Regions from separate parts of the Homo sapiens genome. Here regions 2, 3 and 4 are each linked to region 1. Evidence: chromatin loops called from intact Hi-C (ENCODE). Cell type or tissue: PC-9. All regions are shown on one strand. Links, peaks and the distances in the headings refer to the core of each region. The heading gives the core; the rest is flanking DNA. Region 1 has its middle 55 kb from the start of CARMIL1. Region 2 has its middle 17 kb from the start of SLC17A3. Region 3 overlaps LINC02980 (long intergenic non-protein coding RNA 2980). Region 4 has its middle 12 kb from the start of SLC17A2.

Region 1 (7,588 bases), core at 1,533-6,532:
CTTCACTGGCAGCTTTTGAAGATCACAGAATCATATCTCACAAAATCCATTCCACCAATGATTACTTGTGAATTGGATTTCTGCTCTGCACTCTTTGTGGTAAGAGGAATTTTCTGCAAGCTTCTGGCTCTTTGGTGGCAAAAGCCATTCCTAGATTGAAGTGCAGAAGTCATTAGAATCTTTAACACTCCACCTGACTTGCAACTGTGGTTACTCTTTAATCATTTCTTGCCCACTTCCATGAAGGCTACACTTTCCTATACAACATCATATTTAATCTTTCTTTATAACAAATCTGTGACATTGATGTTATAATTCCCATTTTATAGTCAAAGAAACTGAGTCTCAGGGAAGATAAGTGACTTACCTAGTTAATAACCCATTGGGACCTAACATATAAGGATCTAGTAAGTACAAATAAGCTAGCACTGTCCACATAGACTGTGAGTTTTGCTAAATCTATAAATCTTTCTATTTGAGCAAAATAAATGTAAGAAGTTTTCAGAATTCATAACTCTACTTACCAATTTCCAAAAGGGGCAGTTTCCAAATTATTTTATATAGAAGGAGATGCTACAGCCTTCCTTAGGCACTCAATCTAGTGACCTATGACTAACATACCTCTGGGAGGAAAAAATCATCTTAATACAGATTAGTTTAATAAGACAATAAGACAGCCTGATACAGAAATTAAAACTAGGGTATGGAGGTTAAAGTTTGGCATATTGGCTTCTGCACTGACAGACATTTTACTTTCATGCTATTCTGATGGTCCTTGCCTAATGACCACAGAGCGTGTGTGTGTGTGTGTGTGTGTGTGTGTGTGTGTGTGTGTGTATGTATGTATGTATGTGTCTGTCTGTCTATCAGTGCTATCTAACAGTTTTCTGCAATGATGGAAATACTTTTTGATTGTCCAATGAAGTAGCCACTAGTCACATGTGGCAACTGAGCACTTGAGTGGTGACTAGTATAAAAGGGAAAATCAAATTTTTAATTTTATTTAATTAATTTATATTTAAACAACCACATGTAGTTATAACAACAGAATATTGGACAACGTGGGGGCTATAGAATGGGTGTAACAATGTTGTATTTCAGTTCTTCTACCAGTTCTTCGGATTCGTTTTCTTGAACAGAGTCCAAGATGGAATATTTTACCATGAATTCTGGGTTGGAATAGGTAGGATTACAGTGAAACTCTAGCATTTAGTCACATGAATAAAAGCTGAATGAGGACAAAGCATTTCAAAGAAGGATCATATGTCTACAGAGAAAGATAATCTGGCCCAATAAACCAGGTAAATTGTGTGTTTTGGAACGCTCTAGTGTATTTTATTGCTAACGCCCATTTAGTGAATGGATTGATTTTCCTGTTAGAATGTAGTGGGAACATAATCTGAATGCCTTTGACTCTGAAGCCTACTGCAGCTAACAAGAACATCATTTGTATTTCATTGGCCCAGACAGATTATGATTAATGGTTGGATGAACACATTTTCAGTTGAATTTATGTAGCACAGTGCTTCCCATAATTTTTTTCCTGTCAAGGAACTATTTTATGTTAAATTACACAAATATAGTTTTATTTTTATAACATTACTTCCTTCTATCTCTGAACACCTGCACCTTCTCTCACAATGTTAACCTCTCTCTTTGTATTGCAATTTGGCTTCTGTATCTACTCTGTTCTTTTTTCCCACCTTCCCCCGCCCCCTGAGACAAAGTCTCACTCTGTGGCCCAGGCTGGAGTGCAGTGGTGCAATCTTGGCTCACTGCAGCCCCGACCTCCCAAGCTCAAGTGATCCTCCCACCTCAGCCTTTGGGTTGCTGGGACCACAGATGCACACCACCATGCCTAGCTAATTTCTTGTATTTTTAGTGGAGACAAGATTTCGCTATTTTGCCCAGGCTGGTCTTGAACTCCTGGGCTCAAGCAATTCTTCTGCCTCAGCTCCCTAAAGTGCTAGGATTGCTGGTGTGAGCCACCATACCCAGCTTGTTTCTTTTATTCTCAGAATATTCTTAATATTCTCAAGAACATTCTTGGCCTCCCTTCCCTGCCATTTATAATGTTTCCTCCCTTGGTTTCTTTATTTTCCTTCATTCACACTCTGATTGCACCATTCAGTTTGACTCAATTGTAGTCAAATTCAACTCACAGGCTTGTTAACCCTAGTTTGGTGAACATCATAAGTCTTTCAGATGCTGGTTGGAAATGCACCTCCTCAATCCCTAACACTGACATTTAAGCAGCAGAAAGAAGAGGAGCAGCCCATGGTGAAGGCAACTGGAAAGGTCAGAGACCCAAGGAGAGATAAGATGAAAGTTATCAGTGGTGCCTAATGAAGAAGAACTGTTCTGTGAGACAAGGACTGAGAATGTTCCTCATGAGGACATCATTGATGACCTTGGTGAGAACAGTCAGCAGAAGTTTGAGAAATTATTGGGAGGTGCTGAAGCTGCCACAAGTACAGACCAAGCTTCTGAGAGAGTTGGATGATGACAGAAGGAGAAAGTGAAAAAGGGCTCAGGGTAGAGAGGCTTTTGTTTAGGATGGGAGAAGCTAGAGCAAGCCAATGTCAGCTGGGGCCTCCCTGGCTCTGTGAGATGTTGGTCCATCTTTGTAAACCTGGTCCAAAGCCACAGTCCAAGATTCCTTTTATGATTTCCCTAAATTTCTGAGGCTTGCTCCCTCATGCTTCTCTTTGTGTCCCCTGCCACATCTGTACCTGTGGTTTCAGATCCATCTTGTGGCACCACAGTGCGAATCTCAGCCTTCTCGCCAGTTTCTACACAAACACTCATGTTAATGGTAATCTATTGAGTTAACAATTTAACAAGGAACTTTAAGGTAGTTTGGAGGTGCTCCTGGAGAGGGGTTATACGCCCAACCACACTGCCCTCTGCCATCCTGCTGGCTCCTCCTCCGTTTTTCCCAACTTCCTCCTCCTTTAGAGCAAGGAATTACTTTTCTTGTCTAGAACTGAGTGATCAACCCAGAGTCAAGGTCTCGCCTTCAACCTCAATGGGCTTATCCATGAATTTTTCTAAGAAATCTCCAAAAGGAATTTTCATGCCATTTGCTAAGAGAATTCGATTCTCCTCTAATATGTCCTCTTGTCATATTAGCATTCGGGGGTGGGGGCGGGGCAAACAGTTTATGTAGACACAGAAATTGATGCATGTGGTGAAATGCTGGGAGACACCTGGAGGGGAGAGGAGGGCAGCTGTTCTATTTCTTGTGATTGGTGGGACAGGAAGCAAGAATGAGTGAAAATGAAGATAAACCTGTATGGGGGCAGGATGTGTATGGGGGTGGGATGGAAGAGTGAAGATTTGAGGGTTTGTGGGCTCAGTAGTCTCTGTGGGGGCAAGATCACTTGCTGACAGGGGATGGACAGAACTGAAGGTATGAGATTCTCGCTATAGAGAGGAGTGAGGGAAGGAGAAGGGATGAGGGGAGAGATGCTGTTTTTAGATAAGGAGAAGTATTGACAAGATGAATGGAGTATTCTTCTGAAATCGGAAAGTATACCTTTGTGAAGATACCAGTTCCCACGGTTGTACTTCTCTCTAGAAGCCCCAAATCACTAAGATATAGAAGCAGAGAAGGGGGATTTCAGGATTAATCTGGGGTTGGAGCTTGCAGAGCAGGACAGTGTGAGTTCTAGTGCTTTATTCTGAAGTCCTGGTGAAAAAGGGAAAATTGAGTAGGAAGAAGCCTGCCCATTAGCACTGGGTTGACATTCAGCTCCACTCTGGACCATGTTACCTTGGTGATAATGAAAGTGGAAGGAGGGATGCTTTTCTGCCAATTTTATCTAAGCGTCTTGGGCAGTTTTAATTTAAACGTATGATACTACCTCCATTTTTTCCTGGTATGATTCCTTTCATTTAATTAGGCTCTATTGGTGGAAAGTAGTTGATCTTTGATGACGTTGTTATCTCCTGAACATTATTATATCTCCCGCTCTGGTTTACAGGTTTTTCCTGACTCTTCTCTTCTGCATTACAGCTCAGGACTGCCACCCAGTGGCCTGTTAGCATAGAGCTCTGGAAATGCTGATTTTTTTCTTTAATACAGCCACAGAATAAGACAATAAGAAAATATTTGCTTCCTTGTTGGGGAAAGTAAAATGCAGAACTTCCTATTTACCAGCCAAACAAAAGAAGAATGCATTCTCTCAGGACCTCAGGGACTGTCAGAAAATAAGAAAAGCTTTTTTGACCTTAGTAACCTTTGACATGGTTCTCTGAGACCAAGTGTGTTTAGCCAGGAATTTATACTAAACAGGGAATGGAATGAAAGCAGGATCAGGATTTTGAAGAAAAATACCTCTCAAATTGGGGAGAGTTAGGCAAAGAGATTCTGAATGTAAAGTCATTTGGGGAAGACATAGGCCCTTGGATAAAGCATACTTTTTTTGTTTTCCTATTTTACTTTCTTCCTCACCCTTTAACACATGGAAGATGGGTCCCTGTGTCCTCCAGGTCTGATAGGAGTTGTCAGACTGCCGTTGTTTGAGTTACTTTATTTATTTGGAATTTCTGGATGTGAGAAGCTATGGAAGCCAAGTTCAGATTCAGCCATTCTAATTCTCTTATAAGATATCCTCTGTGAAACAGTGGTGTACATTTCAGTTTTGTTTTTGTAAAAATTGAGTATCAAAATTTTAAAATCCTACATGTTTTATTATCAAAAGATCACTTACAGGCATAAACTCTAGTATAATTTTTAATTTTTTGAATTGTAGATTGTCTTTTTCTTTTTTATCATAGACACTCTGAAAGCTAATTGGGATGACAGAGAAGAAAAAGAGAAAAGAAAGAATCTCGAATAAGAGGCCCAGTGGCCTCACTAGAAGGATGAGAAGATAAGACTTGCTCTAGAGGAGGAAAAATGGCAGCTTCCTTGCCCACTAAGGGGAGACACAGAGACCCTTGAATGCAATGTAGAGTGTCCTTCCTTAGCCCTTATAGCGGTTCTTCAAAGTTGCAACTGTTCCTACAAATGTTATTTACAGCCTGGGACTTCATTAAGCCAGAATATTTCCCTGAACACTACTAGAGATGTGCTCTGTAATATTAGCAAGGTCTTGCTGATACCAAGGGAGGGAAAGTAGGTGAATATCTGTGCATGGCTCTGGAGGCATACCTAGGGCAGTGTGGGTGGAGTGCCAGGCTCTGTTAAGGATTCCCAGTGGGTCAGCCACAAGCATATGGAGTGATGGCTCCTGAACAAAGACTGGGCAGAAAAGTGGGCAGAAGGGAATGCCAGAAATTGGAGACAGAGATAAGATACTAAACACAAACTTTTCCACTTCCTAATTTTGTCTAAGATAAGAAGATTCTAAAAACAAACTTTTCCACTTTCTCATTTTGTCTAAGTCCAGCCCTGCTTGCATCCAATGGAAGATAAAAGATTAAAACTAGAGATTATTTTCAACAAGCATGAATTGAGGACCTACTATAATTGGTTTATTGAGCAATCTTGCTTCACTGGACAATGAAAGTAGGAAGACATTATTTTTTCCTGTCATTGCTTTTACCTGGGCTCTGCAAAATATCCTTTTCCTGACACTTAATGAAATCTTGGGGAGATTTAATAATGTCAGGATCAGTTTGGTTATTAAACATCATTTTGTTTAAAACTCCAATCATATCCTATTCAAGTTTCAAATATTACCTTACCTCACTCCTGCTCCAGGTACTAGGTCACAAAGAAAGTCTTTAAAGTCAAAATGTTTAAGAATCTAAGTTATATGAACCATATTATCTGGCTATATTGTAATAATCATATAAGAAATAAGAGACTTAACTTACCTATACTGTTATAGGTTAAAAAAAATTGTGAGTCATTTACATTAACAGTGAAGAAGGGAAACATTGATATTTTCTTTTCATAAAAACACCACACTACTTCTTTTAGCATCTGAGATAGAAACAGAAGCTAATAAATAGGGAAAGAGTTTTTGATTTTTAACTTTGTATTTGATATACTAAAATAGCAGCCCATAAGTTCAAACCCCATGTGTTTCATTTTTATTCTGATATAATAATTTGAATAGAGAAAATTCTTAAAGTATCTTAAATGCTCATTTTTCCCTCAAATATCTCATATAACATGGTGCTCAGAATAAGGTGAAATGCAATATGTTGCTGTTTGTAGCAGCACGGTTTCTATTTTAATGGCTGATGATTTAAAATTTTATTTTAAAATTTATATATGCATATATCTATATTAAAATATAAGATTATTTTATATTTTATTTTAAAATCATCTTCTAAGATCAAAAACAATTTGGTTTGAAATGACAGTACAAGGAATGTGCATCAGTGCCTCCATGTCAACCTGCTGACACTGAACGTTCAGTTTTATTCTGCAACCTTCTGCAAGCTAATTTATACAGCATCCAAAGCTAAGGCGAAAATCAGGCCTGGAGTTAGAACTCACTGGATGTCAATCTGGTTTCTGATGGATAACAGAGGCTGAGGACATAAAATAGTCCGAGTGTTATTTATGCTATTCAGCTAGATATGTTTCATTGAAAGCAACTTGTTTTAAAATGTCTATGAGCTTGGAGTTGTATTTATATTGCATCAGATCCACAAAGGTGTGCAGTTTCTGGCTGGCACTGATCTGTTGACATGTCCTTGGCATAACACACTTGAAAAGTTACAACAGACTGCTTTTTTCTCCATGTTGTTGGTTTTCAGAAACTTATAAATAACTGACCAAATCTTCTAAATTAGAAGTAGTTGGATACTAGCAATGGTTCAAAACTTCCTACAGGGAAGTCCAACTGAGTATACTTGGAATGTTGTTGTGACACAGCCTGAATACAGGCACTAAGTTTCTGTATATGAGGCCTAGCATTAAACTCAGATTTGTAGGGAAAGTCTGATTCATGGCATGGAAATTGGAAAACACCTTATACTGTTGTAGGTCTTGCTGGGAATATCTGCAAGGCATGGCCTGATTAGAACTCCAATCTGTAAGCTGCCATTTACTTGCTATGCCTCATTTTATGACCCAGTTGCTGCTACTTCATCTCATGAATTTGTTGGTGCTAAAGCTATTGGGGTGGTTATAACTACCCTGTAGCTTGAGTTGAGAACCAAGGAATGTTACTGCTTATGACCTGAATACACGACGGTAGACTTGTAAAATAATCTTGGATATAAGTTAGGATTTTATCTGTTATGCCTAGTAGATAAAATCCTTACCAGAAAGTCAGATCTGAAGTTCCTCATTCTGCTGATTGTATTTGATATCTTCAAAATCAATGTTTAAGTTTTTCCTAGTCTTGTATTAGGTCATTATTATTATTATGTGGAAGGAAACTTGCAGGATCTCCACAAAGTGTCAGGTTCATTTGCTGAGATGGATCAATAGATTCATGTTTGAAGACATTGCCTTTTTGCATTTGGCACAATATTATCTTGCTGATTACTGGCTTCACTCATAGATGCATTTAAAAAGCTCTTTCAAAGGGTGCAGTATTTGAAACAGGATAAAACGCCCAGACTCATTTTGTTGCATCATAGCCCTCAGAAGGGAAGTAGGATTAATGGAATCCTTATT
Region 2 (7,588 bases), core at 1,519-6,518, 670 kb before region 1:
CAGGACATACTCAGAAACACAAACACATATAAATAAAATAGAATACTTACAAAACAGTTACCTTTATTTCAGAGTGAAATACACTCTGAAATTTTTAATTTTATTGAATAAGGCCTTGATTTATCCTATTATATATCTCATTTAAAAAATATATTGTTCATATCAATTCAAATTGATTTCACTAGTGAGACATAATTAGTGCTTTGGAAAACTCTTGTTTTATGGTCTTAGAGCCCTCCAAGTTACCAAAGGTTCCTACAAGCTTGGCCAATGGGAGAACTCTACCTCCATCAGCTGGGATGATATGTTCAAGAATTAGGGAAGTGACCAGAGTTAAGCCAATAAAAGTCCTTCAGGAGATTCTCTGATCTGGAGGCTGAACCCAAATACCTCTTCTTCTCTTATAGTAAAGATATAAGGATGACACTCCAGACTGCCAGGCAAAGGGCTTTTCTCTCCTAGAAAAGACTAACTGAAGGAACGTGATGGGCAAGAAAACAGCAGAAATTAGAGCCGTTTGGGGTCATGAGTGAGGAAAGAGTAGAGAAAGAAAAAGGAAAGGAGAGAGAATGAGAGGGAGAAAAAGAAGGGGAAAAAAGAAGGGAGAGGAAGGAAAGGGGGAGGAAGAGAATGAGATTAAAATCTTGAATTCTAGACCATGAGATGTCTGGAGCTGTTCTTGCTACATCCATTGTTCTTTCTGTTTGGTGAGCTCCCTAACCCAGTTGCTTTCTTTCCTGAAGTTGGTTCAATGTGGCTTTCTGCCTGAGGCATCATATATGCCTGACATATGTAAGACACAACCTTTAACTTGATACAATGAAAACCCCAATCCCAGCATGATAGCCAATAAAATAAACTTGGCCCTTCGTGCTGACACATCATCACTCTTCACTTTATGAAGACGTGAACCTTGTTCTTAATCTTAGTTTGTCATCAGAAAACATACGAAGAATAAGGGCTAGGTAAAGAGGAAGCTTGAAATCCAGTAAAAGAATGGATTTTTGGCTAGGCGCAGTGGCTCATGCCTGTAATTCCAACACTTTGGGAGGCCGAGGCGGGCGGATCACCTGAGGTCAGGAGTTCGAGACCAGCCTGACCAACATGGAGAAACCCCGTCTCTACTAAAAACAGAAACTTAACCGGGTGTGGTGGCCCATGCCTGTAATCCCAGCTACTCGGGAGGCTGAGGCAGGAGAATCGCTTTAACCCGGGAGGCGGAGGTTGCGGTGAGCTGAGATCGGGCCATTGCACTCCAGCCTGGGCAAAAAGAGTGAAACTCCGTCTCAAAAAAAAAATAAAATAAAATTTAAAAAAAAGAATGGATTTTTGCTCTTTGTCCAAAAAACAAAAACAATTAAAAACAAGCTTATGGTTGCTTTAGTTTGAATGATGGTGTTCCCTTCAAAATTCACGTTAAACTTAATCCTTATGGTGGTGGTATTGAGAAGTGGGACCTTTTGGGAAATAATTAGGTAATGAGGGCTCCACCCACATAAATAGGATTAGGTGTCCTTACCAAAGGGTTTGAGGGAGTGAGTTTGGCCCTCTTGCCCTTCCACGTAAGGACAGTGTTTTTTCCCTTTGGAGAATGCAGCAACAAAGCACTATCTTGGAAGCAGAGACCTGGCCTTCACCAGACACCAATCCTGCCAGCACATTCATCTTGGACTTCCAGCCTCCAGAACTGTGATAAATAAATTTCTTTTATTCATAAATTATACAGTCTGTGATATTTTGTTATAGCAGCATGAAAGGGACTAAGACAATGGTTAAAGATAGGCATGGCTAGTCTTACTGAAGAGGAGATTGGAGGCACATCAAAGCATTCCTGACTTCATCTTCATTGGCCCACTTCTCCTATATTTGCCTTTGCTGCTATGAATCTATTTGAGGGCAGAAAGATGGCTTCTTTCCCTTCAAGTCTTTTTTATTATTATCTTATAATTTTTCTAAAATTGGTCATGACTGCTACTTCCAAGGTCATCCTACACAATAGAAATAGAGGTAACTGACTATTATATTTCCTATCCTGAATTACATTCAGCTACATTGTCAAGTCAAAACCAACTCTTATCACACAATGTCCATCATGTATCACCCTACTTTAAAAAACATCATGCCAACAACTCAAGAGAATAAAACATATTTTTTTCTAGTTACATGTACCAATCTAATGTCCTTCTTTATTTGACATTACAGTTAAAATTTCCTCAATGAGTCTCTTTTCCCCCTTGTCACTCTGCATAAAGCCAGGATGCACAAAAAGCCATAGCTGCAGTGGCAGGTAAACTAGAAAACATATGTTTATTGGGACTGGGAGACAAGATAGGTTTTCTCTGTTAGCCCATGTTGAGAGTGCATAAATACCAGTTTGTACTTGCTTTGTTTTAGGATTCAAATGTACAATATGTACATGACCTGGAAAGCCATGAAATGAACACAAAAATAGTTAGTTTGGTGATACTTAGCAGAAACAAACAGAAATCATCTCAAAAGTGTTAATCGCTAAATTCCTAGCCATTAGAGCACCCTCAAGTAAATTTCCATTTACTATGTTCTCACCATCAGAAATTATAAAGCAAATGTGGAAACAATCTACCATGAGTTAAGGAAATTCAAATAGCCATCCTCATATTTTCAGATAAGTGAACACAAGAAGAAATAATAGAAATGATGACTATAATAGCAAAAAGAGTGAATAGGAATAGACCAAACAGTTATGCATGAGATGTGTAAAGAAACCTGATAATTACTGTCACTGAAGAAAACCAAAACCTTAACATGTGAGTTAAGTAGTAAATTAGAATAGCTGAACTCATGAACTGGAAACACTGGTTTAGACAGCTCAAAAGTAAGGCAGTGATATAATGATGACAACAAGGATCGAAGCTCGCTCTACTTTTTGATCCACCAATGATTTGTACACAGATATTTTCTTCCCCTCTCTTGAGGAAGGATTATATTTCCCTTCTTCATTAATATCAAAATTGTTTATGTGGTTTAATTTGACTACTGTAATTTGAGCCAAAATGATGTGTCATTTCCAGTCAAAAACTTTTTCAATGCTCTCTCTTTTCTGTCATGAGACTTATTATGTTCTAGATGGAAGCTGTCCTATCAATCCAGTGCTATTGTGAAGATGATGTGGAACAGAGCAACAGCTGTCCATTGCATATGTAGAATGAAGGAGGTTCTTGTAAACTATTGAGATTTGGGGGATTATTTGCTACTGCAGCATAACCTACCCTGTTCTGACTGGTTTAAAAAAAATTAGTACTGGAAGTCAAATGCTACCACAAGAGAAACAAACGAACAAACAAAAGTCCAAAATGCGTGTAGTGTTGGTTTCAGGACTTATCAGGAGGCAAAGGAAAAAAAATTTTGGAGGCTAGAAGCATAACCTTTGAAATACATTAAACTTTTGCCCAAAGCAACTTGGAAAGCTGATAATATATCTAATGAGCTTCTTGCTTTGGGTGAAGTGGTTGAGATATTGGCTGTTAGTAGTGTGCCTTTGTTACTATTGGTTGCATTTGACAAAGTTCTCCAAAAATATAGGAGGCCCAAAAATAATTGGCCAGTTTCAGAATATCTAGACTTTTAGGTTTGGAAGAAAAAAACTTCATCTCAATTGAGAAATGACTTAAGAAACAAAAAACTTGTTAAAAGTCATTCTCATGACAAGAACTAAAGTCAAAACAATGAGGTTGTTCATGTTTGTTGTTCAAACCTCTGAATTAAGATAGTATCTAGTAAATACTTTTGATTCAATAAAATGGCTCAGAAAAATGAGACAAAGAACATGGCTTTCCCATGGGAATCTGATAGGCTTGAAGTGCCCAAAATTAAGTCGAGAGAAAGATTTGAAGAGAGAAGAGCACATCTTCAAATTAATTGGGAAGGGAGGGGTGGCAAGTAAAGTTAGCATGCAAAGTTGGTTGTAAGCAAGGCAATGTAAAGGGCCTTGAGAGTTGTACAAATCAGTCTGGACTAAAGGAGACCATAACTTCAGGACTCAAAAAATATATTGGTTTACCCTGGTATACCAATTTTTAAATTTTATTTATTTTCAATTTTTTTGGCAGAAGATGGACAGTGAAAGATGCTCAGTTCCTAAGGAGGGGCATATCCAATGTCCTCTTCAAATGTGGCCAAAAGGAATAATGGAAAAGAAAAGATTCCCCAGAAGGTGGAGCCAAAGGCCATGGAAAACAACGAGCTGTTCTGAGGGTGAAGAACTATGGACTAAGCAAGGAATCAGTCAGTACACATCCAGTGTAGAAAAACTTTACAATATCTGCCCTGGATGATTTCATAATTTCCTCCAACAAGTGAGTATTTTCTGTTTCCTATTTTTGTAGCTATCCTATTCCTGTTCCACTGTTGTACATGCGGTTGTGCGGTAGAGTAGAGGTGGGGCAGACGTCATTTTATTGGTTTCAGAACAAAAGGACCCAAATCCAGACTTACGCAGAGATTGTCATGAGATCCTGCACTTCAGTGCTGATGCTGTGACTGGATAGGACTTTTGGGTTTTCTTTCTTGGAGTGGGAGAGGGGCACCCATTGAATATATTTTGTGTGTGGAAAGGAGCATGAACTGAATATTTGTGATCAGAAGTTTGGATTGTGATGAATTGTATTTTTAATTACAAATATCTCTGCCCTTCCTTCTGGGATGGTGATACTTTCCTAGGCAATTGGCATCAGGCATATCTATATGACTTACTTTGGTCAATAAAATGTGAATAGAAGTCACATGAGTCACATCCACAATAAACTTTTACCATCAGTTCATGGCTCACCAAATTATTTATTTTCTCTCCATAATGCAACCACCCATCTTCCACATAGAATCCACCTTACTGACCTAGATCTTGACAGGAAGATGACATGGAGAAGGGCTACAGCCAATCTCAATGAATGTAGTGTGAACAAGATATACATCTTTATTTTTGTAAGCCACTGAGATTTTCAGTTTATCTGTCACCTCTAGGCTAATACACCTATGCCAAGTCTTTTGACTTCCCTCCTCATTTTTTTGTTTCATAATCATTGGGTGCATATCCAGAGTTCACATCAACTCTCAAATCAGAAAATCCTTATGTGTTCCTGGCCAGAAATGTGCATCAAGACCACATTAGTTGCAAGGAGGCTTGAAAACTGAGTTTTTTGCTTTTAGAGCTCTTTTTAAAGTACATACAGGTGAATAAAGAAGTAGGGATCTTAAAATGGAGTTTGGCCCAGACAACAAAGAAGTGAAACATGCCACATTACCCTTGAAAACTAATTGGCTGTTACTTGTCTGCATCCAGTTTGTGCCCCATCCTCACTGAAATACAGTTCATACTGCATTATCTTCACTGCCCCCATGATTTTTTCATGGAGCAATGACAGGAGAATTATTTTAGTTTTTTGTTAAGGTAGTACTCCACCTCTGGTACCAATTTCTGAATGAGTCAGAGTAAGCTAGACTTTACAGTGTTAACAAGTAAACTGTACAAAATCTCAGAGGTTTAAGAAAGCAAATGTTTATTTCCTACTGGCATCACCATCTAATGCAGGCTGTTCAGTGGAGGCATAGAAGGTGACTTCAAAGGATGATGGGAATGAGCAGTCCAGTAGCTCAGGAAAAGAAAAATGGGTTTGTCAACATATAAGACTGTCTTTTCCACAAGAGGTAAAAGACACATAACAGTGCCTGCCACATTATTTAACAGCTTTGCTCCTCAGTTTCCTCATCTGTCATGTGGGATGATAATTGTTCTGGCCTCAGAGGATTGTTGGGAGAGTTAATAAATGAGTTAACATATGTAAAGCACTCTTAACAGGGTGTTCACCATATTAAATGCTATATGTTTTATATTATTGATTTCTTTCTTTGCTATTAACAATGTAGCAATGAATATTCTTGCATATACTTCAGCCCACACCAGTGCAAGTGTAACTACAGGTGAAAATCTCTTGGTTGAATTTGCGGGTCAAAAGTATCTGTGTTTAAATATTAATGGACACTTCTAAATTGCTCTTCACAGACGGCTGCAACAAATTACACATCTATCAATAATTTATTTCATTGCTCATTTCCTTATGTTCTAACAGTGTGTTATAAAACTTTTAGATTTCTGAAATCCAAATGGTGAAAATATTTTCTTTTACTATACATTAACTTAAGTGTCTTTCTGTGAGTTGTAAAATTTTTCAGTCTTTGTCTATATGTCTTTATTTTACTCCATCCTATAGTTGTAGTTTAGCAGTGCATAGAATTCTAGATTGAAAAATGTTTTGCCACAGCATTTTCAGGATATTTTTCCATTATTATGGCTTCTATTGTTGCTAATGATAAAAACTATAAATGGAATTCATGACACAAATTAAAGGAGAAAAGAACCATATGCATCTACTAGTTGCTAAATGGGTAGGTAGATGCTAATATTTTATACTTATTTTTAATTAAAGCCTGTTAGTAACATGGCAGAAATATATATCAAAGAAAAATGTGTATTATATCTGAGAAATTCAAGTCTACTATTATCACTATTTTAAATCATCACTTCAGACTATTATATAATGTATTTAGAGAAGAGGTTTAATTACTGAAACAAACAGAGTAAAATAATCATATGATTTGTGGAGGACAGTGGCTCTTCTATGGCACCCTGGCAACTTTGCAGATCTGCACATAGGCCACACAGGCAAGACTCAGTTGCACTCTGATCCATTATGGTAGAATGCCCTGTGATCCTCCCAGAATCCCCTGTATGGCAGAATTCCCTGTAATATATCATATTATAATTATAATTATATTATATTTATATGTGAAGAGGCAGTTTTGTGAGGAATTGTCACAAGGCCACTTATCATCAGCCTCCCCAACTAGATGGAAGTTACTTCTATTGTGGGAAGCTGCTGTGAGGTAGTTTCTCATCTATCACTTCTCTGGTTCCAGTGAGGCATAGGACTTTCTACATGTGCCCTTTGGGTAGACGCAGGCTATAAAATTGCATGGCTGTAGTGTGGAGTTGGCTCCTCAATGACAGAACAGCCCACCTCTTGTGTCATTTGTCATTTGGCCCTTCCAGTTTCATGTCTTCTTTTGGAACTAGTCAAACAGGGATGTAACATCATGTTGATTTTGTTTTTGCTATTTGCAAAAAAACTGTTTTTGCTATTATGCAAAACAGTTTTGCATAAACTGTGCTATGGACTGAATGTTTGTTCTCTCCTAATTCAGATATTGAAACCTCAACCTCAATTGTGATAGAATTAGGAGGTGAGGCTTTTGGGAGGTAAATAGGCCATGATAATGGAGAGCTCATGAATGGGATTAGCATCCTTATAAAACAAGAGAGAGCTTGCTTTCTCTCTCTTTTTCTGCTCTCTGCCATGTGGGGATACAGGGAGAAGACGGCCATTTGCAAGTCAGGAGGTGGGTCCTCAGCAGACAGTGGATCTCCTGGTGCCTTGATCTTGGATTTCTCAGCCTCTGGAACTGTGAGAAATACATTTCTATTTTTTAAGCCTATAGTAATTTTTCATGGCAGCCCAAACTGATTAAGACAAACTGTCTAACATTTGGATTCATT
Region 3 (7,588 bases), core at 1,582-6,581, 780 kb before region 1:
CTAACACCATCAAGGCTCCAACTGAATAACAATGAATTATGAATGAAAGAGCTGTAAGGAGAGACAAAAGTTAGAATGAGACAAGTATTGTTATCTAGAGATGCCAAGAAGGCAAGGAAGATAACTAAAAAGGCACTCTGGATTTAGAAATAGGAAGTCATTAGTGACCTTGTAAATAATGGAGCCAGAGGAATACCAAGGGCAGAAGCCTCACTATAGTGTGTTGCACCTGTCAGAGGTCAGGAGGTGTAACTGACTCTCCCACAGTGTGGCTTTGGAAGAGAGAAGTCAGCAGCTGCATGGAGATTTGGGAGAGGGAAAGCTTTTTTTTTTTTTTTTTAATTGGAAAAGACTGAGCTATGTGTAAATAGAATAAGACAGGAAGAGTGTAGACACAGGAAAGAGGGCAGACAAAAACAAGTGCACAGTTATCTAAGGGAAACAATGGGATCAAGCTGCAAGTATATAAACTTGTCTTGATAGAAGAATCCTTGATCTGGTTTATTCAGTGTTTGGTCCAAACCCACATCCCTGTTCTGCCTGTCTCTGACTTGCTCTGTGCCCCAGAAGCCCAGCTTCTACAGATAGCATTAGCTGGGCAGCCCTGCCCTCTTGCAACAGCTGGATTTGGCCAGTGATCAGCCCAGCAGGAATGTAGATGGCAAAGGAGAGAGAGGTTAGTGTACTTATTCCCTGCATCACCCCCCTGCTTGGTGGGCAGCTCTTCCTCCACAGTCCCAGCTCTGGCCTAGCTCTGGTTACAGGTTCCCTCCCATTGCCTCTTCAGATTTAAAGGTGTGTCTGTCAGGGTATAACTGGGAGCTAGAAATTGCACTGAAATTGAACAAAGAATTTTATGGGAATGGTTGTTAACTAGTTATAAGAGGACTGAAAATGGAAAAGTGGACAAACGTATCAGAGATAGTAATGACAGAAAGCAACTACCACCTCCAGGTTTAGGAGAACAAGGAAAAGATTCTTTGAAGAGATCCCCAGAACTGGGACCTCTGAGGAGTGTATGCTGGACCACTGATGATGATATGTCTGTAGATAGAGGCATGATGAGGCTGATTTTAGGAGCATGGAAGATCTCCAAACTGAAGCCAACTGCTGTTACTGGATTCAACTGCCACTGCCAGGTTGAAGAACCCATTCTGTGAGGATGTCAACAAACAAAGTGGGAAATCTTTTCACATCCTTCCAGCCCTCTAGTCTTCCTCCAGTGCTTTCTATTGGTAGGGTTTGGGGAGGTGGCTAGCAAAGCGGTATTGGAAAAGATAGAAGAGACTAAATCTTCATAACCAGCACAGGGTGACACTGGATCACTACTGTTGCTGATCTTGGGCTGCCTCATATCCCCTGTTCTTCCCATTAGCCCTGTCACAACTTTGTAGATATCCCTTCATTATATGCCCTTCATATATTCTTTTGGTTTAACTTTTTCTGTTGGAATCCTAATATGGCACTCCTCCATTTTTCAGGACCAAAAGAGTATAAAAGATTATCTTTTACCAAAAAAAAGACAAAAAACTGATCTAATTCCTGATTTGATCATTACACAATCTATACATGTATCAAAATATCACATAGTACCCCATAAATATATACAACTGTGTCCATTAAAAATAAAAATTAAAGAAAAGATGGTAAATATAGCTCTGTCAGGCAGTGGAGGTTTTACCACGATGGCTGTTATTTCCCCCATGAAGGGGGGAGTGAGGGAGCAGCTGAAAGTAGGTGCTTATAGGGGTATAGAGGGGCTCAAAGCTTTGAGAGAGGAGAATGTCTGAAAGAGCTGCCAAATAGCATGCAGGTCCCATGGGGGCAGAGCCTCTGCTCATTCACCAGTGCCTCTTCAATATCTACACTTAAGCCTAACACAAAGTGTGTGCTTAATAAGTATTTGCTGAGTATGTAAAGTGGAAACAGAACCAATCTGGCAAACTTTGTAGGACTGGTGGGCAATGAAGATCAGTCAGGTAAAATCTGTGGATATAAATTTATATTGATCAAAAAATTCAAGGTTAGGTGTTTTTCTTCAGTCATGCTCAACGATGCTTCAGCCATGCTCAACTCTTCTGTAGCCACAGAAAAAAGTTTACCCATAATCGAGCTGTGTCTGTGTCTGAATAATGAAAAGACCATGATGCAAGGGAGTTGGAGACACAGAAACAGTGTTTGAAGTAATGGGTAATGGAAGCATGCTACCAGGGAAAGGAAAGAAGTGGCAATAGGAAGGAACAGAGATCTGTGGTCCTATGTCCCCTGAGCATATTCACATGTTAAAGCTAATTCAGTTTTCAATCATCATTAAAATTTTGTTCCTAAATATATGGCCATTATTTTCCACAACCACACTAAAACTTTATTACCTCTGGCAAGTGACTATGCAAGTAACTAAGAGCAAAAATATCCACAACTACCATTTGAGCTATCAATTTAGGGAAAGTCATCTGGCTATAATCTAAGTGACCCTCCACTGAATGTCAGTATCTTTGCATATGTGATTTAAATCTGGGCCTTCGCAACACCATGAACTGTTCTTGTCTTGAATATCCAGATTGAAGGAAATAATCTGAGTAGTTACGAGTCCTGAAGCTAGAAAGATGGAAACCCCATTTGCTCATCAGAAAGCCTTAGAGCTTGGGCGCTGGCGGGTCCTGTCTCACCGGGACAGAGGGGCTCTTTCCTCCCCATCTGATAGTCTGATAACTAGAGAAGCCGGCCAACTTATTCTCCAAGAAGGAGCCATCTTAGTTCCTCCTGAAATGTTCATATTTAGAAATTATTGTTTGTCAGTAATTTAACCCCTTAATGGGCTTGCCTTGTGGTCCATACCACTGAGTGCAGAGCTTGCCTGGAAGAATTGTGAGGGCCATTCCATCTTCCAGGCAGTAGAGTTCAGTACTTCTTTAAAATTGCTGCTGAACTCTGTATTTGAAAAGAAAGAATCATTTGGGTGTGGTAGCTCACACCTGTAATCCTAGCGCTTTGGGAGGCTGAGGTGGGAGGATCATTTGATGCCAGGAGGACCACTTGAGACCACCCTGGGTAACATAGCAAGACCCTGTCTTTAGAAAAAAAAAATACAATAAAATAAATACAATAAAAATAAAAGCAAAAAGAAAGAGTCCATCTTAGGGACAGACTGTAACTACTCACTGGAGCTTACCTTTACATAGTTCAGGATCAATTATAATAAAACACTTTTGTGCAGATTCAATAGGATTATTTTAATCCCCATCATCTCTCTGAGTTTCCAGTCAGTTTCTCTGCATGTAGACACCCTTCTCCAGCCCACCATTGTCTCTCCTCCTATAGCTCCACCAACAAATCAGAACTTTTTCTAACTGCACCTAGTGCACCTAGAGTCTACTCCAGAATGCTCATGGAGAAAGTTTCTGAAAGGTAAAACTCTGAATGATATTTGTAGCTAAAGGGAGACTTGCTAGAGACAATAAGCTAATAGTTGTAGACTTCAGTAGAAGAGGAATGACACTGCAATGTCAGGGTGCAGGACTTCAAGAGGGCAGAGTATGGAAACCCAATGGGAAAAATGCTCACCAGGAACATGAAGAGAAGGAATTACGTGTAAGGATTTCTCAATGTGTTCCCAAATTTGCCCAGCAGAGGGAGGCCTCGGGTTGATGGCAGGCTGACCACACAATTAAAGAAGGCTGAACCTGGGGGCTTTTAACAACCATCGTGGGCTCTACTGTAAGCATTTAGAAAAAGAAAGTTATCCATTCAAAAATATATATATTTTTAAACTTCAGAACAAAATTATGAAGAGCTATATTTACTTTTCTACATTCTAATTTTTATAAATCTGAGTATATTTTGCATATATTGTTATAGTACATATTCAATTTTGTATTTTGCTGTTTTCACTTAACCATTTTTACTAGATTACTCTGTGTTCATAATAATCACTTTTTTAAAACTTTTATTTTTATTTATTTATTTTTTTTTTGAGTCAGAGTCACACTCTGTCGCCCAGGCTGGAGTGCAGTGGCGTGATCTTGGCTTACTGCAACTTCCACCTCCTGGATTCAAGCAGTTCTCCTGCCTTAGCCTCCTGAGCAGCTGGGATTACAGGTGTGCACCACCAAGCCCGGCTAATTTTTGTATTTTTAGTAAAGACGGGGTTTCACCATGTTGGTCAGGCTGGTCTCCAACTCCTGACCTCATGATCTGCCCACCTTGGCCTCCCAAAGTGCTGGGATAATCACTTTTTATGCTGCATAATTCTTCAGATTTGTCAGTACGACTGTATTTACACTCATTTGTTTTATTAGAAAGAATTCCAGAATATTTTGGCTGCCCTAATTAATTTTACAATTAATATGATTTTGAAATTGGGTATTGGCTCCTTCTGAATTGGTTTATTAAAATATATTCTAATGTAATTTATGACATTTTCATCATATTAGCATATTTATTCTGTTAGAATTTCATAATTTATAAAGCTACAAACTGTATGTGATATAGCTTGTAACTTTATCTCATAACTTTATGCAGTTACAAGTAGAAATAAAATGTTCCCCTCAAGATTGCTTAAAATTTTATTATAAACAAGTGTAAAAAACAAAATCACTAAAACACTCCCTCTTTTTTCCCCCAAAATGCATGTTTCCATTTTAACAGAACCCGTATTTAATCAGCAGATTTCTATGGTGGCTAGATTTGTAGACTAAATATTAAAAGTCCCAAAGCAAATGCATTTTTCTCTTAAATTTTACTGACTTTTTTTTTTTTTCTTTTTCTGAGACGGAGTCTTGCTCTGTCGCCCAGGCTGGAATGCAGTGGCACAATCTCGGCTCACTGCAACCTCCGCCTCCCGGATTCACGCCATTCTCCTGCCTCAACCTCCCGAGTAGCTGGGACCACAGGCGCCCGCCACCACGCCCAGCTAATTTTTTGTATTTTTAGTAGAGACAGGGTTTCACCGTGTTAGCCGGGATGGTCTCGATCTCCTGACCTCATGATCTGCCCACCTCAGCCTCCCAAAGTGCTAGGATCACAGGCATGAGCCACCGCGCCCCGCCTACTGACTTTTATCCAAAGAAAATATAAGAGCTCTTCATCATAACGTATGTTTCTTGCTCTTGTTATTAAATATGACACATTTAGACTTAAACTGATTTGAAGGTTTATGACATTGTTTAAGTTATTACATAATTAATTCATAAAGATAATGACTAGTTTGAACTACTGACAGCTCACACATCATCAGTTGAACAGCAGAAAGCTTACTAAGCTACTTTCTTATGTTTCTGTCTCCCAGCTACTAAAAGAAACGAAACCCTTCCAGGTGTTAAGGCAAAACTTTCCTCCCCCTTTCTTCTATAAATCTGATTCCATGTTAGTGAAATTTCTACTGATGGCTTTGGTTTCCTCTATAGTAGAATAGAGATCCTATGGCAAAAGTCATGTCTGACATGGTAGCAAATAGAAATGGGGAAAAGGAAGGTCTGCAAGAGCCAATGTGGGAAATGGGGAGAGGACTGACTACAAAAACCCAGCAGGAATTCCAGAAGAAAACTCCTCAGGACGGGCACATTGGCTCATGCCTGTAATCCCAGTACTTTGGGAGGCCGAGGTGGGCAGATCACTTGAGTCCAGGAGTTTGAGACCAGCCTGGTCAACATGGCGAAACCTCATCTCTACAAAAAATAAAAAAATTTGTCAGGCGTGGTGGCATGCACCTGTAGTCCCAGCTACTCAAGAGACTTAAGTGGGAGAATCACTCGAGCCTTGGAGGTGGAGGTTGGTGAGCCGAGATCACGCCACTGCATTCCAGCCTGGGCGACAAAGTGAGACGCCATCTCAATCAATCAGTCTCCTCGAAAAGCAACATTATGGAGAGACAGGATTCCGTCAAGGCCTGGGGCACACAGGAAAATATTAAGGCAGAAGAGAGTTTCCTCCCCACACCACACCGTATCCCACAGGCACTGCGGATGTGCATATGCAAGAGGGGTTGATCCTAAGAATTTAGAGTCACAGAGGAGGAGGCACCAAGCAGACTGTGGAGAAAGTCATGACCAGAAAGGGACAGAATGTAAAGCTTCAGCTGATTATCTGGCCTCAGGGATTCCAGAGGAACTGGTCCCAATGGTCTCCTGGTGATGTAGGTTCTTAGGTTTCTTTTACAGGGGTTTTCTGGGAGATCGTTGACCCAGTTAGCATTCAAGCAACTTCCACCCTGCACTTTTATTCTTTCCCCTTCACCTGCTTAGGTTTTATCTGTCCAGGAAATAATAATAAAATTATTGAGCCCTGGACATGTACCTGTAAAGCTCCTTAAAGATGATGCCTTCTAACTCCTCATTCAACAGATACAAAAACATTACAATAAAATGACTCATGCAAGACACCCAGGTAGTTTATAGCAGCTAATAAAAACAGAATAACTATAAAATATGGTAAGTTTATAAAAGTTACATTGAGTATACTTTATAAGAACTGCTTATTGAGTTTGCCTAATAACCACACAGCACAATAATAATATGTATATATTTTTAAATATGTGTAAATATGTGTAACACAAACTTGTAGAAGGTATATCTGAGTACAACCCTATTCTGTTTGGTTACCTTTTCTAGTTCATTATGTAAGTGGCATAGCTACCTAAGGACTTATGCTTATAAATGTTACTCAAAAAAATACAGAGGACATATGTGGATAGATAATGGAAGAGATAAGATAGGTAGGTTGAAGGGTTGGGCTGCCCCTCCACACCTGTGGTTGTTTCTCGTTAGGTGGAATGAGAGACTTGGAAAAGAAAGAGACACAGAGACAAAGTATAGAGAAAGAAAAAAAGGGGTCCAGGGGACCGGTGTTCAGCATACGGAGGATCCCACCGGCCTCTGAGTTCCCTTAGTATTTATTGATCATTATTGGGTGTTTCTCGGAGAGGGGGATGTGGCAGGGTCAAAGGATAATAGTGGAGAGAAGGTCAGCAGGTAAACACGTGAACAAAGGTCTCTGCATCATAAACAAGGTAAAGAATTAAGTGCTGTGCTTTAGATATGCATACACATAAACATCTCAATGACTTGAAGAGCAGTATTGCTGCCAGCATGTCCCACCTCCAGCCCTAAGGCAGTTTTCCCCTATCTCAGTAGATGGAATATACAATCGGGTTTTACACTGAGACATTCCATTGCCCAGGGACGAGCAGGAGACAGATGCCTTCCTCTTGTCTCAACTGCAAAGAGGCGTTCCTTCCTCTTTTACTAATCCTCCTCAGCACAGACCCTTTACGGGTGTCGGGCTGGGGGACGGTCAGGTCTTTCCCTTCCCACGAGGCCACATTTCAGACTATCACATGGGGAGAAACCTTGGACAATACCTGGCTTTCCTAGGCAGAGGTCCCTGTGGCCTTCCTCAGTGTTTTGTGTCCCTGAGTACTTGAGATTAGGGAGTGGAGATGACTCTTAACGAGCATGCTGCCTTCAAGCATTTCTTTAACAAAGCACATCTTGCACAGCCCTTAATCCATTTAACCCTGAGTTGACACAGCATATGTCTCAGGGAGCACAGGGTTGGGGCTAGGGTTAGATTAACAGCATCTCAAGGCAGA
Region 4 (7,588 bases), core at 1,402-6,401, 720 kb before region 1:
GCCAACAAATATATGAAAGAATGCTCAACATCACTGTATTAGTCTGTTTTCATGCTGCTAATAAAGACTTAACCTGAGACTGGGGAATTTACAAGAGAAAGAGGTTTAATGGACTTACAGTTCCACATGGCTGGAGAGATCTCACAATCATGGTGGAAGGCAAGGAGGAGCAAGTCACATCTTACATGGATGGCAGCAGGCAAAGAGAGAGCTTGTGCAGGGAAACTCCCGTTTTTAAAACCATCAGATCTCGTGAGACTCATTCACTATCATAAGAACAGCATAGGAAAGACCCGGCCCATAATTCAGTCACCTCCCACTGGGTTCCTCCCAGGACACATGGGAATTGTGGGAGTTACAATTCAAGATGAGATTTGGGTAGGGACACAGCCAAACCATATAAATAACTAATCATCAGGGAAATGCAAATCAAAACCACAATAAGGTATCATCTCACCCCAGTTAGAATGGCTATTGTCAAAAAAACAAAAAATAACAAATGCTGGTGAGGATGTACAGAAGAGGGGACTCTTATGTCCCACTGGTGGAAATGTCAATTAGCATAGCCATTATGCAAAATAGTATGGAAGTGAGGTAGGTTACATAGGGTGGTCACAGCCTCCCTTGAAAGGAAACAAGAAACTTGTCAAATTGATGGAGAGAACAAATCTCTTGACATTACACAAACTGCATCTGGGGCTAGTGGTTAGAATATCCTCAGTCAAGGAGGTAGAAGAGCAGGAGGGAAAATCCCTAAGTTCGTGCAAGTGCAGAAACCCACAAGCTGTGTTCTCAGGTTGACATATACTCATTTTAATAGTAAGAAACACACCCTTGGGTAGAGAATTAAAATGCTAATAATACATGTGATGTATGTACTAGCGTGTATGGCAATATTGCATGCACATTCAAGAGACCACCCAAAACATATTTAACAACAATGCCCATTCCCACCCCCTCATGGATAATCACGTAGGACTCCCATAACGGGAGTTTCTTCAGTGTCAATTGGTGCTGAAGTAGCCGACCCTGACTCTGCTATCAGCGTGTACTTTCACCTTGCAATAAACTCCTTTGCCTACTTTTACTTTGGACTGGCTTTCAAATTCTTTTGTGCAGGGAATTCAAGAATCTGAACCAGCCTACTGACAACAGAGGTTTCTCAGAAACCTAAAAATAGATCTACCAGATGAGGCTGAAAATCTGCTACTGGCTATTTATCCAAAGGGAAGGAAATCAGTATACAAAGAGACACCTACATCCCCATGTTTATTGCGTCACTCTTCACAAGAGCTGATATATAGAGTCAACCCTAAATGTTCATTAACAGACAAATGGATAGAAAATGTGGCATATATACACAATGAAATACTATTTGGCCATGAGAAGAATGCAATCTTGTCATTTGTGGCAACGTAGATGAAACTGGAGAACATTATGTTAAGTAAGATAAGCTAGGATTGGAAAGATAAATACTACATGTTATCACTCATATGTGAAAGTAGAGAAAAATTTTTAGCTCATGGATTTAGAGAACAGAACTGTGGGTACCGGAAGCTGGGAAGGGTAGCAAGGAGGGGAGGATAGGGAGAGGTTGGTTAATGGTGACAAAATTACAGCTAGATTGTAGAAATGAGTTCCGGTGTTCTGCACCATTGTAGGGTGCATATGGTTAACTCTCATTTATTGTATATTTTCAAAAAGCTAGAAAAGAATTTTGAATACTCACAACAAAATAAATGATAAATGTTTAAGGTGATGGATATACTAATTACTCTGATTTGATTATTACACATTGTGTACACATATAAAAATATCACTCTTTATCCCGTATATATGTACAGTTATTATATGTCAACTAAAAATAAAAGAAAAAAAGAATATGATCTATCATGATGTATATATCATGTGTACTTGAGCAAAATGTGCATGCAGATATTGTGTATAATGTTCTATAAATCAATTAGCTCAAGATAATAGATAGGATTGTTCAGATCTTCTGTGTCTTTACTGATATTTTGTCTAGTTATTGCATCATTACCAAAAAAAGGGTGTTAAACTCTCCAAATGTGATTGTAGAATTGTCTATTTTGTCTTTTCTTTTCCATTTTTACTTTATGTATTTTGAAACTCTGTTATGACATTTTGCTATGTATTTTAAAACTTCGTTATGTATTTTGAAACTCTGTTGTTAGAATCATACATTTATGATTATTATGTTTTCTTGATGAAATGACACTTTTCTATTGTCATTGTTTTTGTTTTTTCTGAAATGGAGTCTCACTCTGTTGCCCAGGCTGGAGTACAGTGGCACAATCTTGGTTCACTGCAACCTCCACCTCCTGGGTTCAAGCGAGTCTCCTGACTCAGCCTCCAAGTAGCTGGGATTACAGGCATGTGCCAGCATGCCAAACTAATTTTGTATTTTTATTAGAGACAGAGTTTCACCACGTTGGCCAGGCTGGTCTCGAACCTCTGACCTCAGGTGATCCGCCCACCTCGGCATTTTTATTTTATTTTATTTTTTTGAGACAGAGTCTCACTCTGTCACCCAGGGTAGAATGCGGTGGTGTGATCTTGGCTCACTGCAACCTCCGCCTCCTGGGTTCAAGCAATTCCCATGCCTCAGCCTCCCGAGTAGCTGGGATTACAGGCACATACCACCATGACTGGCTAATTTTTGTATTTTTAGTAGAGATGGGGTTTTTCTATGTTGGCCAGGCTGGCAACTGACTCCTTTAACAATACAAAATATCACTCTGTCTCTGGTAACACTCTCTGTCTTAAACTCTATTTTAGCTGTTATTATTATAGCCATTTTAGTCTTTTTATGCTTTCTGTTTGCATAGTGTATATATTTTAATATGTTTATTCTCAAGTTATCTGTGTTTTTATATTTAAGATGTTTCTCTTCTAGCCAACGTGTTTGGTTCTTGCATTTTTAAGTCGATTCTAACAATCTTTGCCTTTCAATTGAAATATTTACACCATTAACATCTAACATTAACATTTATTTTTCTTTCCACAGTACACTGGCTAGCATCTCCCATATAATATTGAACATAAAGTGTGATAACTGACATCCTTATTTCATTCCTACTCTGAGTGGAAAGGGCAGGGGTGGAGAAAGCATTCAACAATTTGCCATAATTATAATGCTTTTTGTTACACTGTTTTCTTCTGCATTAAAAAATATCATTACATTTTGCATGAATTATTAGGAGAAAATATTTTCCAATTTTCCTGGAAAATGCCATAACCACGTCTCTCAATTTTGTTTCCATCTTTCTTCCACATTTTACATAACCTACATAAGAGACACATTATCAAGTATATTTTACATGGCTTCTCAGTGTCTTCTCTGTCTGCTAACAGGTTTACCAAGAGATGGCACTCTTGTATTTCTGGTGGCTATGTCCATATCGTTTTGCCTTTAAGACAGCGTAACTACTTCTTTCACCAGTATTAAAGACATGTACATTTGATCTGGTTCTTGTGGATGATTTTAAATGACTCAAGCTAATAATCCTAATTTTACCTAAACACTCCATTATTTTAAAATGTATTCCTTTATGCCCACAATAAACATTTATTGACATTAGGCTGGACATTAGGCTTCTCTATGGCAGACATTAGGCTGGACCCTAGCCATATATCTATTGAGGGAAAAAAAATTATTTTCTATATAAGTTTCCAGAAAGCCAAGATGTGTTTTAAAAACAAAACAAAACATTACATTCTAAATGCTGTAACAAGATAAGAAAAAGTGTTGAGGCTGAGAGAAGAACAAAGCAGCAAGCAACTCCTGGAAGGACCACTGCTGCAGAGGTAATAACTGGTGAACCATGTTTTGGAGAAGGAAAAGGTCACCAAGAGAAGGAGGGGGTCCAGGGTGTTCAGAAAGATTGCATGCATAAAGATCAAGGGTAATAAAAAAAATTCCGTATTATGTAAATGTGAAGTTCCAGGACCATGAGCTTGGAGAGCATGAAGTACAGGAGGAGGGTTGGTTTCAAATAAATCTGGGAATGAAACAGTGAAGCCTCTGGCAGAACTCACATCTCTTTCCTCCCCTCTTCCTTGCACATTCCCTTTATGGAGTAATTGCAGGGATGGGAAAAGTTCAAAACCACCACTGAGCCTAGGAAGTGCTAGGGTAAAGTGGAGAATGAACCTGCGTGATTTGCTCATCCTAAACTAGGTTCTTCTAGGAGAGCCCTTCCCCATAAAATCTGCCCTCCTCGAAGGGGCCCAGACAGCCTAAGCTCACCTCCCAAAGACCCCTTACTTGCTGACTGAATCTGATTCCACCCAGACATGGCCTAAAACCCTTCCATAACTCTATAGCCAAATTCAATTTTAGACAGGCCTCATACCAACCTTTCTTCCTCTAAGTCTGCCACCCTAGGCAATTCTCAACATTCTCTACACACTTTGGGGCCATAGACGTGCTACCAAGTCTCCAGACCTAGACCTGATGGAGCAGTGCTGTAATGAGACGACCACTGGCCTTTGAACCAGACCCTTCTCTGTGGCTCCTATGCATCTCCAACCTGTTTTGAGCACTGCTGCCAAGACATCTTTGGCACTTTGTTGTGAAGTTTTAAAACTGAACTAATCTACAAAACACCTAACCTTTAAAAATTCATTGTCATTTCATATCATGAAAGATAAAGAAAGGCCAGGAAACTGTTCCAGGTTAATAGAGACTAAAGAGATAGCAACCAAATGCAATTTGTGATCCTGGATTGAGGGGAAAAAGTGTTGTCAGAGACATGATTGGGACAGCTGGTAAAATTTGAATTTGAATTTAAAGATAAAGTATTGAGTAATATAGGAAGATGATTATCTGCAACTTTCAAATGTTTCAGTAAGTATATATATATATAAAGAGATATAAAGACATATAAATAAATGGATAGGTAGAGAAAAAGCAAATGTATAATATTAACAATCTAGGTAAAAAGTATATGAGTGTTCTTTGTACTGTTTTTCTGATTTTTCTATATGTTTGAAATCATTTTAAAATAAGAAGGTTTTTGGGTTTTTTTTGTTTGTTTTTTGTTTTTAGAGACAGCATCTTATTCTGTCACCAGGCTGTAGCTCAGTGGCCCAATCATTGCTCACTGCAGCCTCAACTTCCTGGGCTCCAGTAATTCCCCCTACCTCAGGCTCATGAGTAGCTGGTACTTCAGGTGTGCACCACTGCACTCAGCTAATTTTTATTTTTTAAATTTTTGTAGAGATGGCATGTTGCTATGTCACCCAGGCTAGTCTCAAACTCCTGCCCCCAAGTGATCCTCCCACTTTGGCCTCCCAAAGTGCTAGAATTATAGGCATGAGCCACTGCACCCAGCCCCAAATAAAAAAGTATTTTATTTTAATTAACTAATTAACTTTGAGTCAGAGTTTCACCCTTGTCACCCAGGCTGGAGTGCAATGGCATGATGTTGGCTCACTGCAAACTCTGCCTCCTGTGTTTAAGCGATTCTCTTGCCTCAGACTCCTGAGTAGCTGAGATTACAGGTGCCTGCCACCATGCCCAGCTAATTTTTATATTTTTAGTAGAGACGGGGTTTCAGCATGTTGGTCAAGCTTGTCTCAAACTCCTGACCTCAGGTGATCCACCCACCTCCGCCTCCGAAAGTGTTGATGAGCCACCACACCCGGTCTAAAAAGTATTTTAAAACCACAGTCCCACTCTACCTTGTCCTACACTACCAGGGGCTAGGATCACCCCATGTCTTCTAGGCTATGAGATAGAGGAATCCAAGGAAGAAGATAAGCTACTTGGTTCCTCTATAGGGTCTTGTGTGTGCTCTCATGTGCTCTCTCTCTCTCTCTCTCTCTCACACACACACACACACACACACACACACACATGAATACCAGAGCTATCACTTTCCCAGTCTAGTACTCATCTCATCCCAAGGGTTTTGTGTTGTAGTGGTTTGCTCATTTCTTTGTTTTGTTTGTTTGCTTGGATTATTCTTTTTCTCTTTTTGCAGCTGAAGGGAGAATTTCCAGGCCAGCCCTTTGGCCATTAGAGTTACAGTGCCTCTATTCAGGCTTCATAGAGAGACCTGGGATTCAGTAGTGGGGGGCTTTTATCCAGTTCAAAATAATGCATTCTCACCAAGATGTACTTTGAAATAAAACAATACTAAAACACAAAATTTTATTTATGCTGAACATTGAATCACTTTTTTCTGTATTTTGTGTAGAAAGTTATACACACACAAACACATTTGCTCCTGCTTTGTTTATTGGCCCAGGGGTATGTTTGGTAATACTTCATCAGGCATGAGTAGTACGTCTTGGAAGGTGTGGTCTAAAGCCTAGACTCCTATCTGCTTCCTTCAGCATTCTCCAGTGTATCTGTCATCTGTCTACCTTAGGATAGGGGTCTCCAGAACTTCCATTCACATTTAGAAGAGGGCAGCGGCTTTCTATGGAAAATATGAACTCTCATTCATCTCTATTCCTTCTTCTAGCTATGGTCCAGCTCAGCTGTTTGGAATAAAGTATCTATATGAAGTCTGCGAATGGTTCTCAGACTGGTTGAACATTAGAATCACCTGAGTACCTTCTAAAATTCTTATTACCCAGGGCATATCTCAGAATGAGTACCGCAGGGTAGGGATAGGATTAGGGATCATGATCTCTGGAGTCTGGTTTAGGCACTAGTGCTGTTTAAAACTACGTTCATGAGGTGGAGGTTGCAGTGAGCCGAGATGGCGCCACTGCACTCCAACCTGGGCGACAGAGTGAGAGTCTGTCTCAACAAAACAAAACAAAAAAAACCAACTACCCTTGTGATTTGAATGTCCATCCAAAATTGAGAACCATTAGGTAAGGCCAAGCTGTATAATTAAAGAGCAGTTTTCATTTGTCTGGTGTGGTGGCAGCTTTTTGATAAGGGAAGTATTGTTGCCATCCACATACCTGAGCCTCACTCCTGAGAACACTGGTGTGTATGTTGCTAAAATTCCCCAGGTGATTCTGAGGTTCCTTCCTGGATAAAAACCACTGACCCTGGGAATGTACCCACTGCCAATCTCCTGCGTAAACCTTGGATACTGGGAAGCCTACAGTTGAAAATATTGGGCTTGAGATCCTGAAACAAATCTTGTATTTCATTAAGACTAATATTTGGTACAGTGCAGCAAATCAAGGGAATTTTGGTGGCTGAGTTCTTTTAGAACTTTTGCATTGAAATAGGTTCAAGCAGCAATAAGTTAAAACTACAACCTCAGCTAAAGGATTAAAAGACACGTGAGCTGGGTAGGATGAGGTCTAAGGTTGGGTGTGGCGGCTCATACCTGTAATCCCAGCACTTTGGGAGACTGAGGTGGGTGGATCACTTGAGGTCAGGAGTTCAAAACCAGCCTGGCCAACATGGTGAAAACCCATCTCTACTAAGAATACAAAAAAATTAGCTGGGCGAGGTGCCAGGCACCTGTAATCCCAGCTACTGGGGAGGCTGAGGGAGGACAATCACTTGAACTCAGGAGGCAGAGGTTGTAGTGAGCTGAGATCGCACCACTGCACTCCAGCCTGGGTGACAGAGCAAGACTCCATTTAAAAA

The links. Hi-C counts contacts between places; a loop is a spot of excess contacts. Peaks named below come from ENCODE experiments on the same cell type or tissue, not always from the same donor. Only the 100,000 strongest peaks of a DNase experiment are listed, where the experiment ranks them.
Region 2: it touches region 1 in a loop (10-fold over the local background); 14 of 110 quality-filtered maps call a loop at or near these places.
Region 3: it touches region 1 in a loop (7-fold over the local background); 4 of 110 quality-filtered maps call a loop at or near these places.
Region 4: it touches region 1 in a loop (8-fold over the local background); 11 of 110 quality-filtered maps call a loop at or near these places.

The regions. Positions count from the first base shown.
Region 1 is chr6:25,220,101-25,227,688 of GRCh38, reverse strand. It overlaps the pseudogene LOC100533655. Among named protein-coding and RNA genes, the nearest start is that of CARMIL1, 55 kb to the left of the region's middle. In PC-9, for the core only: a CTCF peak has its summit at 4,030 (motif pointing left); a DNase peak (open chromatin) is centred at 4,028; H3K27ac peaks cover 571 bases.
Region 2 is chr6:25,887,252-25,894,839 of GRCh38, reverse strand. No RefSeq gene overlaps it. Among named protein-coding and RNA genes, the nearest start is that of SLC17A3, 17 kb to the right of the region's middle. In PC-9, for the core only: CTCF peaks have their summits at 3,994 and 4,196 (motif pointing right); no DNase peak of the experiment used is centred there.
Region 3 is chr6:25,999,328-26,006,915 of GRCh38, reverse strand. It overlaps LINC02980 (long intergenic non-protein coding RNA 2980), which reads right to left. Exons shown (of 3, transcript NR_186645.1): 3 at 5,141-5,666. Among named protein-coding and RNA genes, the nearest start is that of LINC02980, 10 kb to the right of the region's middle. RefSeq lists enhancers at 6,763-7,398, 7,399-7,588. In PC-9, for the core only: CTCF peaks have their summits at 3,441 and 3,642 (motif pointing right); no DNase peak of the experiment used is centred there.
Region 4 is chr6:25,938,539-25,946,126 of GRCh38, reverse strand. No RefSeq gene overlaps it. Among named protein-coding and RNA genes, the nearest start is that of SLC17A2, 12 kb to the right of the region's middle. RefSeq lists an enhancer at 458-517. In PC-9, for the core only: a CTCF peak has its summit at 3,394 (motif pointing right); no DNase peak of the experiment used is centred there.